3 separate regions of the Homo sapiens genome follow, and all the other regions are linked to region 2. Evidence: chromatin loops called from intact Hi-C (ENCODE). Cell type or tissue: mammary epithelial cell. All regions are shown on one strand.

What was found. Peaks named below come from ENCODE experiments on the same cell type or tissue, not always from the same donor. Only the 100,000 strongest peaks of a DNase experiment are listed, where the experiment ranks them.
Region 1: it touches region 2 in a loop (18-fold over the local background); 54 of 110 quality-filtered maps call a loop at or near these places.
Region 3: it touches region 2 in a loop (6-fold over the local background); 18 of 110 quality-filtered maps call a loop at or near these places.

The regions. Positions count from the first base shown.
Region 1 is chr4:142,125,846-142,128,345 of GRCh38, forward strand. All of the region lies in intron 18 of INPP4B (inositol polyphosphate-4-phosphatase type II B), which reads right to left. Among named protein-coding and RNA genes, the nearest start is that of IL15, 490 kb to the left of the region's middle. In mammary epithelial cell, a CTCF peak has its summit at 1,252 (motif pointing right); no DNase peak of the experiment used is centred here.
Region 2 is chr4:142,719,305-142,721,804 of GRCh38, forward strand. All of the region lies in intron 2 of INPP4B (inositol polyphosphate-4-phosphatase type II B), which reads right to left. Among named protein-coding and RNA genes, the nearest start is that of INPP4B, 130 kb to the right of the region's middle. In mammary epithelial cell, a CTCF peak has its summit at 1,035 (motif pointing left); a DNase peak (open chromatin) is centred at 757; H3K27ac peaks cover 1,968 bases.
Region 3 is chr4:142,281,945-142,284,444 of GRCh38, forward strand. The region is part of intron 9 of INPP4B (inositol polyphosphate-4-phosphatase type II B); the gene reads right to left. Among named protein-coding and RNA genes, the nearest start is that of INPP4B, 560 kb to the right of the region's middle. In mammary epithelial cell, a CTCF peak has its summit at 1,099 (motif pointing right); no DNase peak of the experiment used is centred here.

The sequences.
Region 1 (2,500 bases), 590 kb before region 2:
TGCCTAGCATATAGTAAATATTCAATAAGTTTTAATTGAATGAGAAAAGTTACAATAAATATAAAAAGTTTTAAAGATATAGACAAGTTTAAGTAAGTCAAGTTTTGGGTAGTATTTGGGATTCAAATAGCTGTTCTTCAAATGAGGATGCAAAATTGAGACCATTTGTGCTATTTGTATGTCTAGATTTCTAACAGGCATCAATTATATAATTATGACTTTGGTATGATATAGAAACAATTTATGTTCTGTTTCAGTTAATTTGGAGATCAAAGCCCTGGCAAATGTTAACTATCATAAATTCTTGACCGTGTGACATTCCATTAATATATAAATAAATTAATGGGTGACAAATACGATTTGATATGAATGAGTGCATGCTGCGAAATTAATTATAAAGCAGGAACTGAAATGATATGATCTCCTCATCATAAAAGTGCAAGCATCATTGTGAGTAATGTGAGTGGTAAATAATCAGTTAAGACCTTGAAAGAGTGACAGAGAATAATAAAAAGAATCACAATCACTATCGTACCATGTCTACTGTCACTTATTTATTTTATGTTGTGGTATAATAGACTAGATGAAATAAACCCAAAGGGTTGAAAGGATAATTAATGGCCCCAACATAATAAAAAGATACATTCTTAGTAATACTCTATGAAATGCCTATGTGATGTCATAATGTAAAATACATTAGAATGTTAGAAATTATTTTAAAAATATTGTAGATGTACATGCTATTATGAGGATAAAAAGCATAAAGAAAGAGGAATGCAACAGAGCCCTATTAATGCATGATCATTTAATATTGGACAAACTTATAGGCAGCCTAGAATAAAATGTGAACAATGGTTCAATTTAAACAAGCATTGGTTAACTGTTGATTCTTATGTCATTGTCATGTGTAAAAGGGAAAATAGAGGTACACTGAACTTTTTTTTCATAATAAGAGATACATCAATAGATACCAAGAATGAATATCCTATATTCCTATTTTTTCATATTTGCATTTTTATCTCCTGTTCTCTCCCTTTATTTAATTGTTGTTCTCAATATGAATGGGTAGACTAATAGACACAGGGAAACACTAGAAAAAACTTCAATAAATTAACCCAGATGTAAATTTTAAACGATAACAGACTGAAAACTGCTTTTGTTCTGTGCTTAGCTCTGTAGAGATTTGTTTCTACTAGAGAATTCCCAAACATAAAATACATCTTCTGTGCAGTAGGTGGCGCTGCTTAATCAGGCTGAAGCAGAACTACTTTGCACTTACTGCATTCAAGTAACTGATTTTTACTTTGTACGCAGTTGTATAGTTCCCAAACAGCATGTACTTATTGTTTAAGCATCTTGCATGGTACTATACTGAATCAACTGGTCAATACTTTATATGATTTTTCTAGTTAGAAAATTTAAAAAATAACTTAAGTGACCACATTTGTTTTCTTGCAAGACATTAAGTGACAATTCTAATTAAATATTTGTTTCTCTAAAAAGTATTTAAAGGAGAAAACTTTGCAGATTGTCTCATTAGCATAAGGATAGTTGCTTTATTCACTTCCATCTTCACTTATTTAACCAGTTGATTCTTAATTATAAATTACAATCAGATGACAAAAAAAACAACACCAAAACAAGTCTGGTTTCCAGTTTCACTAGATTGGAAGTGGAAACCCAGGATAAAAGGAACACACAACATTCTAAACCTAGGAACAGTGTTACATACTTCTGATACTAACAATATTCCAGTGTCTCTATTTTGCATAATTATATATACTTTTTATGGCTAAAATATCAGGACAATGACAATATCGGAAAGCATTAATTATGAATGAGAAAATTACAAGTTTGTGAGCAAGGTAATATGTCTTTAAAATAGTAGTAAGCCTTCTATGGAGGAACATAAGTGAAAAAGCTAAAAATACATTTTTTTTCTAGAAAAGAAACAATTTAAGTTGAGCAGATAATGGAAAATTGTACTGGAAAATTCCAATGCCAATGACTCCAGGTTTTCTTCTCTGTTAATATGCAGTCAGTGTAAATCTCAGGTTCTGAAATAAACACAGTGGCTACGACAGGCCAAAGCAAAGCCAAAGTCAGTTCATAAATGGCCTTTTTGCTCCAATGAACATCCCAAATCATTCTCACAAAGGAAAAATAAATGCTTTAGTCTTTTGCTTTAAAATATGTTTTGGGGAAAATTAAAAAAAACCCAAGCTTCAGCTCTTGACAGTTTTCAGACTTGTCACTTGCCCCTCACCTTTATGTCTCTCTATACCTTACAGTTTACATGGTGTTTATTTGGTCCTCCTGATAAAGATGAAGGTAGTATTCATTCATATATAAATATATATATGTGTGTGTGTGTGTGTATGTATATACACATATATATACGTGTGTGCACACACACATACACACAATCTTAGTTGAAACTTGAAAAAACTAAACTCAGAAGAGTGGATGTGTGTATTTCAGGATTTCGTACTTTTATACA
Region 2 (2,500 bases):
TTGGCCAATACTACAATTTTCTTATTTTTTATTTTTTGAGACAGGGTCTTACTTTGCCACCCAGGCTGGAGTGTAGTGGTGTGACCACGGCTCCCTGCTGCCTCAACCTCTCGGGGGTTAGGTGATCCTCCCACCTCAGCCTCCTGAGTAGCTAGGACTACAGGTGCCCGTCACATGCCCAGCTAATTTTTGTATTTTTAGTAAAAATGGGGTTTCGCGATGTTGCCCAGGCTGGTCTCAAATTCCTGGCCTCAAGTGATCTGCACGCCTCGGCCTCCCAAAGTGCTGGGATTACAGGCATGACCCATTGAACCCAGCCTATAATTTTCTTATTAATTTCTGAAAAAAATGAGATACTTTTACTAATTCTTAAAAACTAAAAAATTATATGTACTATAATCCATGGAAAATATCATTTTTTCTTATTTCTAGATGATGTTGTCAACTCATGAGCAAACATTCATAATACTCTATGGCATCTATCCAAAAGTTGAGTACCTTGTAACAACTGAACAGAGATCCATGAAAGTTTAGAAATTATTAAGGAAAAAAATTAAAGATAGAATTTACTAAGTAAAAAGGGCACAGATGTGGATGCCGAAAAATTAATACTACACAATCTTCTGATGGGCTATAGCACCAAATGCTGTTACAAAAACAGAATGAAACAAAACCAAAGCACAAATACCCATCCAATGATGGCATAAATGAATCATAAAGTATCAAAGCAGAAGTTTAGAGCTCTGGCATCAGGTACAATTCCTGACAAATTACTCAAGTTCACCCATAATTCGTCATTGTCATCTCAATGATACAGAGAATACTGGAAGTAAAAATAACTTGTTACATGTGAACAGAAACTGGTTTAGAAAATAATTCAAAAATATTTTATGCCTGCACTCCTACTCTTTGTACGGCAAAAAAAATAGTTCTTAAACTTTCAAATTAAGTACCTACTATTCTCAGGTAAGATGTTCTAATGAAGTATCATTTTTTATTGTTAGCAAATTAAGGTCACAGGACCCCTAGGAGGTTGCTGCTGACATCTAGTGGCATACTTTTTAAAACATCAAATTCATTAAAAATATAGAGAGCTATCCCTCATTACCCAGTGGGGTATGGTTCCAGGTTTCCTCTTTCCCAATGTACCAGAATATGCGGATGTTCAAGTCCCTTATATAAAACGGCATAGTCTTTGCACATAACCTATGCACATCCTCCCAGACACTTTATATCATCTCTAGATTATAATACCTACTACAGTGTAAACGCTATATAAATAGTTGTTTTACTGCATTGTCTTTTAATTTGTATTATTTTTTATTGTCTGTTTTTTTTTCCAAATATTTTTGATTCCCAGTTGGTTGAATCTATGGATGTGGAACCCATTAATATGAACAGCCAACTGTATATGTGTATATATATACATATATATATATATATACATATATATATAATCTCTCTCTCTCTCTCTCTCTCTCTCTCTCTCTCTCTCTCTCTCTCTCTATATATATATATATATATAGTTTTCTTATTTTTTATTTTTTGAGACAGGGTCTTACTTTGTCACCCAGGCTGGAGTGCATCTCGTGTGTGTGTGTGTGTGTGTGTGTGTGTGTGTGTATGATTTTCAGCATCATATATATAGAGAGAGAGAAAGAGAAGAACAAACATACATTTATGTTCAAGCGTGTACTTGCAAAATCTAGTGGACATGTTACCAATTATTTGTAGCCCAGATCACTTTGTCTTCAATGATGTGATTCTCCTTCCAAAGTAATCTTAGTGCTGCAAAACCAGAAATAAAAATGAGCAGATCTGCTAAAGCCTTAAAGGAACCAATTCCCTCAAAGACTTTAGTCTTTTACTGGGAATTGCCAATTCTCTGAGAGCCCCAATTCCCAAAGGCTTCTCCCCAAACCCAATAGGCCTAATTTCTTTTCAGCTTTCCAAATAACCATGACCCTACTCCATTTCCATACCTGGCATTTAAGTACTTTTAGGATCTTAGCCTAGAGAGACTCCACTATAGAGCAGAGTATATGCTCTTGCACAAAAATGCTTTTGTTGGGTAGGGCAGGTTAGATTTTTCTGCAATGATGTATGGAGTGGCACAAAGCCAGTAAGTGATAAAATTAAGCTGTCTCCCTTTGGTGAAGAGAATGTGTTCCTACAGTGGTGTTATAAATTAGTTGATTGGAATTTAGATTTTATTCTTATTAAAACGATGTCATAAGGCCGGGCGCTGTGGCTCACGCCTGTAATCCCAGCACTTTGGGAGGCCGAGGCGGGTGGATCATGAGGTCAGGAGATCGACACTATCCTGGCTAACACAGTGAAACCCCGTCTCTACTAAAAATACAAAAATTAGCCGGGCGTGGTAGCGCGTGCCTGTAGTCCCAGCTACTTGGGAGGCTGAGGCAGGAGAATTGCTTGAACCCGGGAGGCAGAGATTGCAGTGAGCCGAGATCGCGCCACTGCACTCCGGCCTGGGTGACAG
Region 3 (2,500 bases), 440 kb before region 2:
TACAAATATTTATTAAGCACTTACTAGTACTATTAAACGCTAATCCATGCACAATAATGTAACAGAACAAAATTCTCTGCCCGCATGGAACTTATATTCTAGTGATAAACAAATGTGATATGTCAAAATATGACAAGTGCCATGGAGAAAAATTAAGCAGGGTAAAAGGTGGATGAGTGCTGTGTTGGGGCTGCTACTTTGTTTTCAGTGGTTGGGAAAGGCTTTTTAATAAGATGACATTTGAACACACACCTAAAGTGTAAAGAAATGAGTCATACATCCTTCTTGGGGCAAGATTTTTGCAGAAAGAAGCAGATGATCCCAAAGCCTTGAAGTGAATCCTGGTTACCCTATTTGAGAAACAGCAAAGATGCCAATGTGGCTAAAGCTAGATAGGTGGGGAAGAAAGGACTAGAAGACCAAATCAGATGGGTATGTATTAGTTCTCCATTGCTACATAACAAATTTCCATAAACCCACTGACCTAAACTCTGACTGGACTTATTATCTCACAGTTTCTATAAATCAAAAGTCCAGTCAGAGTCCTCTGCTCAGGGCCTAACAAGGTTGAAATCAAGATATAGGCTGGAATGCAGTCTTAGAAAAATCCACGTTATAACTAATTCAGCTTGTTGGTAGAACTTATTTTCTTGTGGCTTTAAGACTGAGGTTCGCATTTTCTTGTTGGTTATCAGGATAACACTCAGTCTCAAGGCCATTCTTGCCATAAGGCCCTCCACATTGGCAGTTCACATGGTGGTTTGCCTCCTCAAGGTCAGAATTTCCATCTCCAGTCTGCTAAGACACTATTATGCATGGTTATCCCAGCCACCTGTGTATAATTACAGGCAGCATATATTCACGGTGCAACCTGTAATCAAGGGGCGGGTGTTATGTAGAGCAGCTGCACCAGGGGCTGAGAATCTTGGGGAACATCTTAGCATTCTGATTACCACAGCAATGGGGAGTGAGATGATGTAGAGCTCTATAGAAAACACTGTAAGACCTTTGCCTTTTACTTTGAGTGAGGTCAAATAATCAACAGAAGATTTTGAACTGACAAGTTTTAGACACAACTTGGGCTGCAATATGGAAAATAAACTGTAGGGGGCAGAGAGGATCATGAAGATGAGTTTGGAGAAATTAGGAGGAAGAGGAGATGTATCCGATTTTAGTTTTATTTTTAAGGTAGAGCTAATAAGATACTGTGACTGACTGGCTATAGAGAATATGAGAAAGAGGAATCAGAGACTACATGGATTTTTCCCTCAACAATAGGAAGGGTAGCATTGCAATTTCCTACATGGGGAGATGGTGAGGACAAACAGAATTTGGGGACATGGTGGGCAGCAGGCAGGAATGAGGAGCTCAGTTTAGCAGATTTTAAATTTGAGACACTTATTTAGTGTTCAATTATCATTAGGTCGTTGGATATTAGAGTCAGGAGTTCAAGGAATTGGCCAAGGCTAGAGCTATAAGAACAGTCATGCGTTGCTAGATGACAGAATATATTCTAAGAAATATGCCATTAGGCAATTTTGTCCTTGTGTGAATGTCATAGAGTGTACTTACATAAACCTAGATGATATAGTCTGCTACTCACCTAGGCTATATGGGATAGCCTTTTGCTCCTAGGCTAAAAAGCTGTACAGCACGTTACTGTACTGAATACTATGGGCAATTATAACACAATGGTTAGTACTTGTGTACCTAAACATGGAAAAGGCAGAGCAAAAATATGGTGTTATAATCTTATGGAACCACCATTGGTTGTATATGCAGTCTGTCATTGACCAAAACATCATTATGTGATGCATCGCATATAGGAATCATCAGAATACAGATGACATTAAAAGCTTTAAGACTAGATGGAAGAAAGTGAATGAAGAGTGAAGAGGAGACTTTTCATCCTAAACTGAGGTATAGGACCCTTTAACATTTATAGGTGATAGTGATGAGGAGCAACCAGCAAAAGAAACAGAGAAGAAATGACCACAGGAAAATGAAGTCTGGTGTCCCAGATAACAAGGGAAGAATAGGTTTTGAGGAGTGAGCAATTGATCCACTGGGCAGATATCCCAAGGAAGAGGAACACTGACAATTATCCTTTGGATTTAGCAATATGGAGCCATTACTGATCATGACAAATGCTGTTTAGCTGCTAAAGTAATAGGAATGAAAACCTGATGAGAATAGATTCAAAAGACAATCAGAGGAGGGAGGCAAAGTAGACATAGTTCTTACTCTGGTTCTGCTATAAAGAGGACCAGAGAAATGGGACATAAGTTAGAAAGATAAACAGGAGATTTGATGGCATTTTTTAACGCTGATACACATGATCTAGCAGAGAAAATAATTTATGATGCAAAAGAAAAATGACATAAGTGCTGGAATAATGTTCTCAAATAAGTGAGAAGAGATAGAATCTAAAACACTAGACAGAAGACGAGTTGACTTTAGAAACGAAAAGGGAGTTTTTGTATAATAACAGGAAGAAAGG